Regions from separate parts of the Mus musculus genome. Here region 1 is linked to region 2. A link is a loop called in an ENCODE intact Hi-C map of the cell type or tissue named here. Cell type or tissue: left cerebral cortex. All regions are shown on one strand.

What was found. Hi-C counts contacts between places; a loop is a spot of excess contacts. Peaks named below come from ENCODE experiments on the same cell type or tissue, not always from the same donor. Only the 100,000 strongest peaks of a DNase experiment are listed, where the experiment ranks them.
Region 1: a loop joins it to region 2, with 1.9 times the contacts of the local background. A loop is called at or near these places in 3 of 42 quality-filtered maps.

What each region holds. Positions count from the first base shown.
Region 1 is chr4:32,347,662-32,355,661 of GRCm38, reverse strand. It overlaps a transcript of Bach2 not described here. Among named protein-coding and RNA genes, the nearest start is that of Bach2, 66 kb to the left of the region's middle. In left cerebral cortex, no CTCF peak of the experiment used is centred here; DNase peaks (open chromatin) are centred at 985, 2,641, 3,606 and 4,118; H3K27ac peaks cover 1,065 bases.
Region 2 is chr4:32,408,686-32,416,685 of GRCm38, reverse strand. It overlaps a transcript of Bach2 not described here. Among named protein-coding and RNA genes, the nearest start is that of Bach2, 4.7 kb to the left of the region's middle. In left cerebral cortex, CTCF peaks have their summits at 1,423, 3,401 and 7,407; DNase peaks (open chromatin) are centred at 1,545, 2,957 and 3,406.

The DNA of each region.
Region 1 (8,000 bases), 61 kb after region 2:
GGAGACCTGGATCTTTAAAAATGACAAAGAAAATGATGATAGTCAACATAACAAAAACTGATGTAACGTTCATATTCTCCTAAGCCCCTGAGAAATTCTGTTGCTTCTCCTGAGTACAAGTCACAAGGCAGGAGACACTCTCCTCTGTCCCTACAGCCACCTAAGACGATGCTGATAAACTCAGACTTTAGCAGGATTCTCCAATGCGGATCCCCAGGGAACCATCTCGAGCAAGAGGGGCACAGGAAGACTTTCTCAGCGCCAAAATTCTCTACACAAAGAGCTGAGGCCTTTTCTGTGGCAGATCGTGGATGGACAGATGGACAGACCACAGCAGCCCTCTGTTTCCCTTCTGAGAAGGGTGGGACCAGTGGGTGGGTCTGCGTAGAGAGAACCAGGTAAGGGTGAGGAAGTGAAGTGTATACCCGAATTCCTGTAGTCAGCCTGCTTTGAAGCCTATCCACTAGCTTTAATTTCAATTTAGAGTCAACTGGGCCTCTGAAGGAGTCCACTCATCTTTTCATGATCAACTGGGTGGGCATTTGGTTTTAGAGATTTTGGAGCACAATTTTAAAAGGAAAACTTATAAAATGTTAAATGTCTTTTTGTTGTCCGTGTGTGCACATTTGCATGCATGGGTGCATGTGCAGGCGAGCTTGGATGCATGCAAGCACACACATGCTGAATCCAGAAGCTGATATTAACTGTCCTGTCTATTAATCTGCATCCCTAATAATGAAGCAGGGCCTCTCACTTGAACTTGGAGCTTGAGGACTGGGCTACCCAAGCAAGCCTGGTCACTCCAGGGATCCCTGTCTCTAGGATTAGAGCTGAGTTGCCATGACTGTTGGGTCTGCATGCAGCTGGGGCGCCGCATCCAGCTTTACACCCTCCCGCCAAGTGCCTTGCCCACTGAGACATCTTGTCAGCTCTGTGCATAAACTGAGAAAAGGTGGATATTCATCTTCTTAAAAAAAGGGGGGGGGCAGTGCATATAGCATCCTGTGAAATGCCCACGCCCACAAACGCTTATGTGCTCAGGACGTTCCAGAGATGAAGCTGTACAAGGCTGTACAAGATGGCTCATCTCCTAAAGGGCTGAAAAGAGATGAAGCTGTACAAGATGGCTCATCTCCTAAAGGGCTGAAAAGGGGCTTCAGAGCTTTCTTAAAACGGAAACATTTCCAAGATATACACATAGCTTCCATGTTCTAAGCCTAAAACACATAACACATTTCCTTCTTGAGACAGAACTGAAAATATCAGCTTAGGAGTCAATTAAATATTTAAAGAGATGCATATTTGGTCAGAGATGGAAACACAGATGCTGGGGACTGCAGAGGAAAAGATCTTGCTTGATCTTTATCCTGAAGTTTGTCCTTCCAAAAGCATCCCCAACGTCAACTCCTGTCTTGGGTCATTTGTCTCATCTTACGGAGGTAGAATGGAATTGCAGTACAGGGTGAAGTGTGTGTGTGTGTGTGTGTGTGTGTGTGTGTGTGTGTGTGATGGGGCAGGGTCTCAGGTAGCCGAGGTTGGCCTTGAAAATGACCATTGATAACTCTGTCTTTGTGTGTATCTGTCTGTTTCTTTCTGTACGTGTGTGTGTCTATATCTCTGTATGTATGTCTCCATGTGCATTCATGTGGTGCATAGGTGTGTGTGTGTGGTGAGGTAAGGTGTCAGGAAGTCAAGGTTGGCCATAAAAATGACCTTGGATAAGCCCCTTTCTGTCTTTGTGTGTGTCTGTCTCTCTGTACTTATGTGTGTGTCTGTGTTTGTCTATCTGTATGTATATGTCTGTCTGTGTCTCAGTGTGTGCTCTCTCTGTGTGCATGCACATGAGGTGCATCTGTGTGTGTGTTTGTGTGTGTCTCTCTGTACATATGTGTGTGTGTCTGTGTTTGTCTATCTGTATGTATATGTTTGTCTGTGTCTCAGTGTGTGCTCTCTCTGTGTGCATGCACATGAGGTGCATCTGTGTGTATGTGTGTGTCTCTCTGTGCATATGTGTGTGTATGTATGTGTCTGTGTTTGTCTAATCTCTCTGTTTGTATATGTCTCTGTGTGTATCAGTGTGTGCTCTCTCTGTGTTCATGCACATGAGGTGCATCTCTCTGTGTGTGTGCGTGTGTGTGTGTGTGCGTGTGTGATGGCCAGAGTTTAACAGTGTCATGTGCTGTCTTCACTGCTTGCCCTCTTTAATTTTCTTTTTAGAGACAGGGTTGCTCACTGAGTTAGCCAGACTGACTGGGCAGCAGGCCCCAGGGATCTCTCCCTTTCTCTGACCCTGACACAGGGCTTATAGGCTCATGTTACCATGCTTAGCTTTTAAGGATCTTGGAGACTTGAACTCAGCTCTTAGGCTTACATGGACAGCTAGCAACATGTAATTAAGCTACCTCCCTGGACCCAGACCTTGGCTCTCTGCCTCTCATTACAGGCATGTTCCACTCACACTGAGTTTGTTTGGTAATGGGATCAAATGATGAGCTTTGTCATGCTCAGACAGCACTGTACCACTGAGCTACATCCTTGTTCTCCAGTGCAACCTGTGGAGGAGGGTCCTGTTTAGATAAGCCTGGAATGAGCCAAAAGGAGAAGTTTCCTAGCAACGGCTTTCCTCTTTCCTGTGTGGCCACTCTCAAATGCTGCTCTGAGCAACCGCTAGCTCCTGCTGCAGTTCCTGAACTGGAGGCTCTGCGCACTTCTGGCCAGCACAGACTCAGCCAGCTTTCTCACTGGCCTTGCACTTACTCCGTGGTTGGGAAGGAGGGACATCTTTGGCTGGTTCACAACCCTGAGCACCAATGACTGAATTCCCCAATGCAGTCCTTGGTTTGGCTGAGGTAATCTCAAACACTCTCAAGGGAAAGGAATCAATATAATGTCTTGTAAGGGGCAGCTTGGCATGCACACCCTCCATCTGGATAATACAGGCATTAGAAAGTCCCTGTTCTTTGATCCTGGGAATCGTTTTCCAGGGGTGTAGCCCATGGAACTGCCGGATACTGGCTATCTAAACAAGCAGGCTGTGCGAGGAGTCTGACCAGACCTCCGACGAAAGGGGAAGAGCGGCAAGTCCTTAGAGGGCTGGCTTAAAAATATGGAAGGTCAAGTAAAAGCAAATTGTTTATTACAAAATTTAAATAATATTCTATACGACTTCCATAATATGTGAAGCAAACGGCAAATAATAAATTCAAAACTGTGTGTGGGTGTCCATGGGATGGAACACACATTACAGGTTCCCAAATAACGTGTAAATCTCTTAGAGTACCAGTAAGTACTTAACAGTGCCTGTGTTATAATACAAGTGCTCAATGGTGCTATTTGTTTGTTAGGTCATTTGACCCCAGACAATATAACTATTTATGGACTAATGACTTAGTCACTGTTGGACAAACACTTATACAGTAAAAAGCACTACTTTTATTTCCTTCTTAAATAACCTTGTAAAAACGTATTACGAGATCATCTCTGTATCTCTTAGTATTGCAGAACATCAGGCTGTGGCGTCAGCATAGACCCCACCACCCTCCCTTCCTGTTCTCACTTTAGCATTGAGATGAGGTCATCAAGAGAACGTGGTGCAGTTGAATGCTGATGTAGTAGGACCTGCTTCCGGCTAATACTGGCACAGGGCTCTACAGGCGTGTCCCCCACGATGGACAATGTATGCCGCCAACTCTGGAGCTGCCCTCGGACTTAACACGCTGTCCCAGAGCCCCTCGGCACACGGGTTGGGAAACACAGATAAATAACAAAACGAGTTAACAGTTGCTTTCTCGCAGACTATTGGTTAACTTAAAAAACAACAACAGAAAAGGTTTACAGAATCCTTTCCGAAGAAGCGTCTGTTGGTTTTTACAATTCAAACCCGAGACAGTGACTGGCAGCTTCCCAGAAACCCTTTGTCCTTACAGGAAGGTGGATATTTTGTTCCCCATCAAGTTCGCTCCCTGAAACAAAAATCTCAGGATAGACAGTAAGCAAGGAAACATCTTGGGTAATGCTTTCACTACTAAAAAAGCAAAACCCATAAAAAGCACAGTTCTCATGAATAAACCACCCACAACTCTTCCTGTTCAGAGTCCTGTCTGATCCTTACCCAGGTCAGATCAATGAAGTCACCAGTGCCGCTAACCCAGACATTCACCCTACTTCCTGCGGGGAGCCACTACCATTGTTCAACAATAAACTCTCTGTCCCCCTCCGACGTGCTGTACAGAGCACAGTTGTGCCCTCGTGGGAACTGAGCTATAAATGGCCCTTCGCTATTGGTCTGCAGAGCTGTGGTCGCCAGGTTAACGGTGGTCCTTTAGAAACGGTGCCTGCTGCTTGTCACCCCAGGACTCGCTGCTCCCTTTGTTCTCTGCTGCTTCCTTCTGACCTGTTTGTCAGTTTTTGTACTAAAGGAATGAATAGCCTATTATATCTTCACCAGTTGGGACTTTCAGAACCAATACAGTGAGTTGAGTATAACAGACAATTAGGCCCTTAGGGTATTTAGTGGTTGGTGAATATTTTGTTTGTCTCTGGGTTTGTGGAGGTTGAGGGGTAGAAATGAGTATTTTCCTATTTAATGCTAGCTTTTTAAACTCAAGGAATCTTTAATTTTGTTACCATAAAGTTGGTGTTTTACTGAAATTGATACTTTATTTAATTGGTGTGTGTGTGTGTGTGTGTGTGTGTGTGTGTGTGTGTGTGTTTGTGGGGTGTGGGGGGTGTAGTGTATGTACCTAAAGTCAATATCGGGTATCTTTTCTCAATCTCTTTACACCTTATTTCTGAGACAGGGTCTCTCACTGAACCTGAAGCGTTATCAATTTGGGTAGAGTGGCCTGTGAATGAACTTCAAGGACCTGCCTGTGTCTGCACCCTCGGGGGTAGATTAGACACATACCCACCACTTTTCCATGAGTTCTAGGTCTTCATGCTTGTGTGGCAAACATTTTACCCTCTGAGCCATCTTCTCAGTGTCTTATTGTGTTTTCAGTAGAGATGCCCAGAGATCTATAAAAACACTCACTGTTTCAATCTATTAACTTCTACAAATGGACATATTAATCTCTACTTTAAGTTAGAATTAATTACGGTGTAGTGATACAATGTTTACTTAACAGTTTGGATGCATCTTAATATAAGCAGAGCTCCAATCAGTCTTAGAGCTGTTCTTTAAAATATGAAAAAAATAACTCCCATCTTCCTGTGAGTGTTCGACTGCTCCCAGTTACATTCATCACACTTGCCAGAATTTTTATCTTGTTATCTGTCTATCTCCTTAACTAGGATTAAGCTCAACAAGGGTAGGCATCTGTAATTCATGATTTATCTGTTCCCCAAAACCTAAAGATAAAGAACTCCATCAGCATTTCTTGAAAAGCAAGTGAATGGGTGGGAGCTTTATTCTTAACGATTTTAGTTATATGCTACTTTTCTTTTAACTTTTGTATTTGGGTGTTTTGCCTGGATGTACGTCTGTATGACTGGCGGTCGGAAGAAGGCATTGGATCCCCCTGGGGTTAGAGTTATAAATACTTGTGAGTTGCCATGCAGGTGCTGGGAATCAGGTTCTGGTCCTCTGCAAGGACAAGTGTTCCTAACTCCTGGGCCAGCTCTCCAGCCCTTATAGATTTTTTTATAACACTGCTTCAGTGGATCAAAAACGAACACAAAGTCCTCTAAAAGTAAATATTAATAGTTATGAAAACCACTTTAAATGCCAGAAACCAATACTGTATCATATTTTAGAACTTTTCAGACTTGGGGACATCTGTGTGATCTTGGACATTTAACCATCCCTAATTGTAGAAATCCCAGACCCAAAATTCTCTAAAACTCGAAAATTTCTTAGTGGCCATACTGAAGCATCTCAGAGTTTTGATTTCTAGTCAAGGATGTGCTAGCTGTCCTTAAGTGAGAATCAGTCTCCTGTGCCATTAAGGCAATGTCACGGAACTAAAAAATAACCATGAAAAAGATCTAAGTCAGCCATTATCATTTCCCATTTGGATAGTTCAGCTCTGAAATCAGGAGGACTTCTACTGTCAGGATGTGGTATACGCACAAAGGGCCCTGAAAGACACCAGCGTGAGCTGGAGGCAAGGGATGGTTCAACTCTAAGATAATAACAACTGTCAGAAGGGACAAGAAAGCTAGAACACAGGGTTCAGTTAACCCTGAAGCAGGAGGCAGGAGCTAATGGCTATTGGGGGTGTGTTAGATAATCAACAAGGAGGTTGTGCTTTCAAAGAATGCTTAATGTCTACACGCAGGATACAAGCGCCAAAGCCAATAACTCTGAAGAGGAATCTACAGTGGGTAAGAAAAAATTTCCCCTGGACCATAAGCAAAGGCAAGCAATGGAAGGGGGAGGGGAGGGGGAAATTACCCTTAGAAAATTCCAGCTCATACTCACTCTACTTGAAATAAAAAATTATATATATAACTATGTATAAATATATATATATAACTATATGTATGTATATATAACTATATGTATCTATATCTATATCTATCTATCTATCTATCTATCTATCTATCTATCTATCTATCTATCTATATGTATATAACAATAGGAAGCTGAGGAGCATCTGGAAGAAGCAAATGGAATACATCTTCAGAATAATGAATTTTATCCAAGTTTCAAAGTGTTTTCATTCACAGAGATCCCAGAAATTCAGTTCACAATTAAAAAAAAAAACAACAAAACAAAGCAAAGCAGAATTCACACACCATACAAGAATCTAGGCCTACCCTGAATTAGAATGAGGCAGAGCAAACTGTAGACTCGGCTTCTCAGAGGCTGCAGGCATCAGACAGACTCAGTGCAGAGTGAAAAACACACAGGTTCAGAGAAAGAAAAGACTTCAAAAAAATTTTTTTAAAAACCACCAAATTATGATTAGTCATATTTTTAAAAAGCAAAATAAATCAAGGAAAAAATAGCAATTAATAAGAGGCTCAATGAGTGAGTTTGATACCAAATCAGATGCAGTTGAAGTAGAGCTGGTGGTATAGAAAGTATACACAAACCTGCAAGCAAACAGAGAAGAGACACACCATGAGAGAGAGAGAGGGAGGCTGGAGACAGAGAGCCAGCATGAGAGGTGATCTCTCCTCTAAGTTTCCAGACTCTCTAAATCTGGGAAGCCAAGTGGATACTAAATAAAAGAGGTCCTCACCAGACTACATAGCTGACTACTACTTAAGATGTCACTAGCCAGGGAAAAAGGCAGAGTAGCTAGCTACCAGTGATGGATGATGGGCTAATGGCTGATTTCCTGGAAGATGAGAAATCCTGGGGAAATGTCTTTTAAAAACTGGGAGCAAATTATACTTTCTGCCTGTATGGCTGGCAAAGCTAACTTTCATAACCAAAAGCAAATAGAAATGTATTTGGGAGCAAACAAAGATAAATTAAGGAAATCTAAATCAAAAAGCATTGTTATCCAAGAAACTTCTACAGGATGCACAGCCAAGAGCAACGAACTGCAATAAGGCAGAAACGGTGAGCCAATGTATGTCTAACCCCAGACAGCCACAAACTGTGCAGCGGAGTGATGAGCAATGCCTAAAGATAAGACAAATTAAAAATGATATAACCATGGCAATGGTTGTAAGCAATTATATAACCACTAGAGCAAAAGCAAGTGACCACAATTAAGAAAGTTTAAGATCCCTGAACTGTTGTGGAGAAAAAGTGGAGCTGATCCACATAGTGTGAGACTGTAAGTGAGACAGGATGCCAGCGGACCTAGGGCAAGTACTGAAAGATGGTTTCACGATAAAACACAGACTTATGAAAATAAAACCAAGTAAAACCCCATCCAACCTAAACGAAGCAGGAAAGAAACAGAGAACCCAAAGGAAATCAAGACAGAAGGCAAAAGGAAGGGAGAGCCAGCGGGGAGGCTCAAGTGTTGCCAAGGAGGACAACCCAGCAACAGAAACAAAGTATACTTTTGGTTAAAATTTAAAAACAAACTATCTGTTCA
Region 2 (8,000 bases):
ACACACTCCACACCCTGAAAGGTGTTGGATTTAAAATTGGATTGTGGACCAGTATTCTTTTGGTACACAAACATAGAGGGTTTTTATTTAATTATTAAATATGAAATTAAATATGAGTTACATAAGAGAGAACATGTCGCAATGTTGCTACAGTTAATGAAAACACACTTTTGAATCCCTGTAGTATTATAATATTTCATAGAAACACTTCAATTGTTTTTCTCAAATGAGGACTTATCAGTTGTTTTCCTTCATTGTCACTGCAAGCGACACACGGAGGGTCACCTGAGTGTCAGGCTGCCTGAGTTTCTGACCATTTCTTGGGTCTCTAGAAAGCTAACAAGCGACCACGTTGGTGATGTGAGCTTCAAGCATGTCCTCACAAGTTTTTCTTTAGGGTTTTTTTTTTGAGATTTTATATATTTTTACTTTATGTGTATGAGTGTTTGCTTGAATGTATAACAATGCACCATGTGCATGCAGCCCTCCTGTATATAGTGCCTGCGTAAGCCAAAAGATGGTGTCAGATCCCCTGAGACTGGAGTTATAGACAGTTGGGAGCCTCCAAGTAGGTGCTGGGAACTGAACCTGGGTACTTTGGATGCAGAACCACGGTTCTTCTTTTGTTCTCTAAAAAATTATTTAAAGATTTTTGGATATTATAACTACATTTCTTCCTTCTTTTTCCTTCCTCCAAAGCCTTCCGCATACCCCTCCAAAATCCTCAAATTCATGGTCTCTTTTTTCACTAAATGCTATTCCATGTGTACATGTGTATGTATATACATACACACATACATACACATCCCTAAATATAACCCATTCTGTCCGTCTAATGGTACCTGTATGTATGCTTTCAGGGATGTCTGTTTGGGACTTGTGCTCCTCCCTGGGGAGGACCATCTCTCCTGCTCCCAGTGTTCCTGGAACGGAACAACTCTATTCTTATCTATAAACTCAACTTCTGAGTCCAGCACACACAATAACATAGCTAAGATATGAGGAGACAGGGTGTGAGCACTTTTGATTTTATTTTGAGAGTGAACTAAAATTCATCTCTTCCAGCAATCTTACATAAAAGTCTGGGTTGTCCCATCACAATGACCAAAAAAAAAAAAAAAAAAAAAAAAAAAAACCCAAAAAACCCAAAAGAACAAAGATGTATCAAGAAGATTATTTGTTCACTGTGACTTCATAATAATTCAGGGAACCTTGTCCTGAATTAGGAGCCTAAGAGGGTAGAGTGGCTTATAAAGGTTTGTCCTTTGTTGCAATCAGGTATATCGTTAATTCGGTGAGGTCACCAAGCTCATAGTTTATACAAATGAAGAGGTGAGGAAGTGATCCTCAGAGAGCAGACTTTGTTTCTCCTAATTGCTTGGGGGACGGAGAGGGAATAAAAAAAAAATCACACAGAGCTGCCACTAGGAACAGGGACATTAGCAGGAGCTCCTCGGATGCTGAAACTGTACAACTAGCATTTGCAAAGCTAATTACAAATCTGGATTCTCTCATTTTAAAAATATACTTCAAAGCCGCCCATGCCGAACCAAAGTCTGTGCAACTGGCAGATTATCAAAGTGTAAAAAAGAAAAAATGCACCACTCGAGCAAAGCCATAACTTCCAACATCGCTAACTCCTGAACTGCAAAATGCCACAGGCCCAAAGCTAGCAATGCCACATGCTTGTATTGCCGTACATTTACAAGAGATTATTGTTCCTAAGTCCGGAGAGACACAGCCCTCTGTGTCACAGTGGCTTCCTTATGTGGGACAGGTGCTCTGCCTCTGAGCCTAACTCTTCACACAGGTTCTTCTTAGGATTAAATGAGGTGGAAAAAATATGTATATGAATATATGTGAATATGTGGGGATTTTGGGGGGATTTTTCAAATTATAAGACATACATTTAAGGTTGAGAAACATCTTGCTTTTTATTAACAATGTTGCCAGGCATTAAGGTTAATAATCCCCATTTTACAGTAGACACAGAAAGAGGTAGCCAATAGATGAGTGAATAAATAAATACCAGACTAAGTGTTGTATTTCTCAGTTGGTCACAAACTAGCTGAGTGACTCTCTTGGGTCATGAGATGATGATGTCTGAGGTCTTGTTGAAGCTGATAGTTCTGTCATTTGGGTCATGGCCATGACAGTGGTATGTGAGCCTACAGAATGACCCTTAGAAAGTGTCCCCTTCTCAAAGTCAAGGCACCATGACACCTAGAGCACCAGCCACCAATCTGGCCTGCAGTGTTGTGACCCTCCAGGTCATTGGCTTCCTCACTTTACGATGACTGAAGAAGGGCCCGAGAACCTTAGGGAAATAGCCTCAGCAGATAGTGAAGAGCTTAGAGCACCGAGCCTCTGTTAACTCTGGTGCTTCATTATTTCACCAACTGGTATAGTCAAACAAATTCATACTGCTGCATGGTGTCTTGCTAGCAATCTGATTGCTATTTGACCACTAGTCTCAAGCAGGTTGGTAAATAGGATTTTTGTGTTAACTATATGCTATAGTCACAAGGGATGCTCTTAAAAATCTTGGGGCCACTAATTTAGGTTTCTATGATAATGGGGACCTCAGCATTCACAGCACAGCACAGCACAGCACAGCAGCCTCAGTGTGGCGACCCAGTACCTAGAGTCTACCTGCTAAGAATGAGCAATTGATTTTAAGTTAAGTCAAATTTAAATAGCTAAACATGGATAGCGGACAACACAACCATAGGACACTGCTCTTTTGGAGGTCTTCCAGGCCCAGTGGCCCACAGGATAGCACATATCACCCCCATTCAGCCAGTAAGCGCTCTGAACTCCTGGCCTCTTAGAAACAACGGTGAATACGGGAGTGCTGGACGCTTCCTGCCTCGACTGCATTTTCTAACAAGATTGATTTCCAAAGACTCCACACACAGAGTGGCTCAGTGGACAGTTCTCAGGAAACAGTGGGTGATGTGCTGTGGTACAGCTACACCAAGCATGACAACACCGCCTTTTCCTTTCTTCATAGTTACTGTTAAGAGAAGCAGGGGGAACTGCAGAAGTAGACGTGTGAGTGGTTTCTATTCATTCATTTCCAAATAAAGTAGTGTACTGCAAATGTGGGAAATTATCTGTCTATAATTCCCTCTTGCGTAATCTTAAATTTACTTAAAAGAAAGAGTCGGCAGGACCTGCATTTTTAAGGTAGGAAGAGTAAATGGTGTTTAATTACATAAAAATGTTCAAGAGGGTCTCCAGCTGTAAACAGCGGGCAAGGGAACATTTGTACCAATTAGCTGCGAAACGATTGGGTTTTCTGGAAAGTTGTATAGGCAAGGCTGATTGCGTTCTTTATCCCCGACAGCTTAACTCCTAGCTGAGCTGGTCTTAGTGGGCTTAAGAGGATGTGATGAGCTACTTCCCCCAGGAGACGGCAGGTGGAGGCATTTTCACCCACACATAGATCTCATACGAGCAGAATCACTTCTTCAAGACAGAGAGGTAGCTCAGGGCTCCTCTCACTCCCAGCACTGATTCTCTGGTGTCTTCCTGAGATTAAATTCCTTCCCTAATTGCTCCTTCCCACCTTCCCAGGATGTGGGGTAACACAAAGGATAGAAAATAAAGTATTCAGAGCATCGGTCCATGTCTGTGCTGAGCCTGAATGCACGCTAACAACCATGCACGGTGGCACCCCTTGGCTGTGGGATTAAAAGTTTCTCCTTCTCTCTCCTTTATCAATGTTATCTCCTGAAGTGGTGGATGCTCTCTACAAATCAGCAACAGTTTTCTCAGCAGAGATGCTGCACAGAGAGGTCAAGGTGAGTTTTCTAGGTTCAGGCTACCACTTCTGTCCAAAACCAGCTTACTGGTTTTTAGGGCTAATACTGAGACGAATCCCCATTTACACAGGGGCATTCCCCACTTCTGGATTGAGTGCCTAGAGAATGGACAGTGATCGGAAAACAAAAAGTTCAATTCCAAAAATAAAAACATTTAGAGATTATTTGCTACTAAGCAAGATCAAGTTCAAATGTTCTGCCAAAATATTAGCTATAGATTTACTGACAGTGGTTCTAAAGTCCTTACTCATACCAAGAAGGACTAAATGTGGACACGATTTTGTGGCCAGAAAAGCTTTAACAAGTAATGGGTTCACTTGGCATTAAATTTTGGAATCTATAAATATGAATTTAAAAATTATCTTTCAGACAGAATTTAGACATCCACTTATGATGTGGATTGGAGATGTTTGGGTTGCAAATCTTGGGGCTCTTGTGTCTTCTACTGCCCTGGGAAAGCAACACAAGGAAATGTGCCCTGTGCTATCACAGAGCAAAAAGGGGGAAGAGATAAAGGCACTTCAATAAGATGGAGAAAGTGAATTAAGATTGAACACACACACAGAGACAGAGAGAGACACATACAACACAGACAACCACCAGCACACACACAGGTGCACACGAACAGGCACATACCCTAGGGAGATGCCATTTACATGTTTCAGGTGCAGGGACCTAGTTGTTCTGTCTGTGGAACTGTAGCTGGAATGCAGTTTCTGGGATACAGTGCTCAGACCATCGGTCCTTCTCTTCCTGAGCCTGAATTCACTCTGTCTAACAACCAAGGACGGTGTTTATGTTCCCAGATATAGCAAAATTCAGATGTTATCTATCCTATCCTAAAAGAGGTTGCAACCTGAACTATTTGTCACCAAGCGATTTGGAAAAAAGAGTTATAAGAAAAGGAGAAGTAACCAAAAACAAATGAGTGAAAACTAGCTAATCTGAACTAATTCCTAGACTTTCATTGACTCTGTAACTAACAGACACCAGTCTGTGGGTACAGCGTCTGTATTACTACCGTGATTTTCCTTTACTGAAAACTTCTATTAGGGACTGAGCTAGGGATTTTCAGTGTTATTAGCCCACTTGGAGGATAAAAGAACCTTGGCTCGGACACTCAAAGTGCCTTACCTAAGGGCACACCGCTGGACAAAGGGACTACCCAGGCTCACCCAAGGAAGCAGCCACCTCTTTCCTACACAACACTGATATTCACTACCAGTCAGAGAGTACGTTCCCCTCCTCAAAAAAATGGTGTTCACTTTTTCTGTGTACTCAGTAAAACAGCAAAGCAAGGTGGCAAAGCAGCAGATGCCATGGCAGTTTGTACACAAGCCGACTGCTTAGTTTGTTAGTGCTCATGCGTTGTGAAGCACATTACAACTTAGAGGTGTGTCCCCCCACTTCCCCTTCTGTTGTAGTTTCTTTTGAAAAAGCAGTATCATCATCTTGTCAGAGTTCCCTCGAGGAGTAACTGTAAGCATATGGTCCATGGTTGCTGAGTATCACAGGGAAAACCCATAATAGCAATCTCATCCTGAAATCCAGCCTCTAGAGAGGATCATCAGCCCTGGCAACGCCCACCCAGAAAACATCCGCAGAGTCGGTTCTCAAATGGCATCGGGGTATTAGTGCCCACGTGACTTCAAGGATACTATATCACACAGCCAGACATCAAGTTCACTGTGGGCTGCAAGCAGGCATACCTCTTAGGGGCTTCTGTCAACTTCATGAAGAATGTTTCTTCTTGGATCTTGGATGGTCATCAACAATGCCTTAACTCTTCCTCCTAGCTTCAGTACTTGGTCAAGTTGTAGAGATCTTTCTGCCTCCTCCTAAGATTTGCAGTCTTCTAAGACCTCTGCTATCTTTCTTCTAGAAGCCAACAGAGATCCTGCACAGTTCTGACCCTTTCTTGAGAGCCACACAGCCTCTCAGTCTCATCTGCAGACTGGCTTGCTTCGTGCCATCCAGGCAACACAGTTGAGCATCCGGATCCCACACTCACAAGTTTCTGAGCTGACCCTGTGGGGCCACACAAGGATGGCAGCTAAAGCAAGGAAAGGCTACAGGAAGTCATGCCGAGAGCCCTTAAAGACAAGTGAGGCGAGCGGCAGGTAAGAGAGGCATGAGGCAGCATGTCAACAGAAGATGCTACCGTGGACCCAACTGCTCCAGCAGAAAAAACCACGAACCATCTTTGCTCCTCACTGCTGGCTAGGCCCTCAGTACAGGCTGTCAGTTCTATCTTCACCTTACATCTCACATCAATCTACCCATCCTCGTCTCTACTTTATTTATCATCTGTGATTTCTCACCTGGCTCATTATTCCTACTGACACAGAAATTGGCCTGTCCTTTTTCTCTTCTTCCCTGGCTGGCAGGGCCCTCAGGATCTCTCTGGGTGAGACTGGCCACTGACAAGATTCTGAACGCTTAGTTCTCCTGCACAGAAATCTTCTCACATAAGATAAGTGGACCGTCGCCACTCTGTATTATCCTATGTTTTTGTCATAATAAAGTATCCAGAGTTTATAATTGGCCATTTTCATCATTTTAGATAAACAGTTTAGTGGTCATTAAGTACATTTCTGGTTGAGCAACCATCACCACTGTCCATCTACTGTAATGGGAATTAATGATCAAGACCAAAAATAAGACTTAAAGCAAGGGCCTGGAGAGAGAGGCACTTTGAGGGCTGTGCCTCATTTTATATAGAATCTCTCCTATAGATCAGGGCCTCCAGGACACACCCTTCATTTGTTTTCCACATTTGACACCAGAGCTGTAGGAACTCTGGTCTCCATATGGAAAAGGACCTTTGGATGCTTTTCTAGGTCATATACTAGTTATAATCACAGACACAAGCATCCCAGCCCTCCCGGTCTCCACTATCAAAGCATGACTGAAGCGGCGTTTCTTGGAAAGACGACTTGTTTACCCAACATGCTGCATCTAGACGGAGCTGGTTTGTCACTCACTTGTTTCTAAGCAGGGTTTCCTTCCGAGTGTTGACAAAGACCATAAAAAATGTCCTTAGCCATTCAGCATTTAATTCAACTCCACAATATATTTTTCTTCCTTCTTGGTTTAATGGCCTCAAACGTACCAACATCCTGCCTTTCCGAATCCTCTAACAAGTCCCATCAAATGCCAGGGCAGAATCAAACTGCCCTGCAGGCAGTGAGATCATGCACTAAGAATTCATTTTTAGTCCAAGACTTGGGAGTGCCAGACCACTTAGTGCAATGTATCACACGGCCAGAAAATTAGCCTGGCACTCTAAATAATGTTTTAACATTTCTCCTATCAAAGGTCCTTTTACAACCTGATGACTCCTTCCTTGGAAAAAAATTAACACACACAAAACTGCTCCATGTGGTAATCAAAGGTTCAAGGACCTTTTCAAGTCTATTAGGGGTCCTCTATGCATCTGTGAACTCCAGATTAAAATCTGTAGAAGAACTAGAGTTCATGTTGTTCCCAGGCCCCAGCACTGGCACTAAGGCCCCGGGCATCTCGGGGTGATTTCCTCTGGTGCTGTTTGCCTCAGCACTGGTTTGGCTTTAGGGACATCGCCACCTGGCTTCTGGTCAATCCTATTGTTAACATGGCTGCACCAAGTTAGCTGACAGTGTTGGGAACACCCGCTCCTCTGGTCAGTCTCTGCTGTGTTGGTCTAGCTGATGTTCTGTAGGCGCTACAGTCATCTTAGATCCAACTTAACTTCCTGTTGTTTTGTTGTTGTTTTTTTGCTGACATTGATTCTTTCCACCACTTACATCACTGAAAAACGTAAACCAAATTAAAAACAAACAACAAACAAACAAACAATAGTAACAACCCTCCCCCCCTTTGAATTTAAGGGTTTTTTGGTCTTTTGTTTTGGTTTTGTTTTATTTTTCGAGACAGGGTTTCTCTGTATAGTCCTGGCTGTCCTGGAACTCACTTTGTAGACCAGGCCTCGAACTCAGAAATCCACTTGTCTCTGCCTCCCGAGTGCTGGGATCAAAGGCGTGCGCCACCACGCCCGGCTCTGAATTTAAGTTTTACATTTTCTGCTCTTAAAAAGAAAAAAAATCATTTAGTCTTTCCTATGTTGCTTCTTGGGAGTATGCCATCTGCTCACTCTGACCACTGAGTGAGGCAATCTTTATTCAGTCCACACTA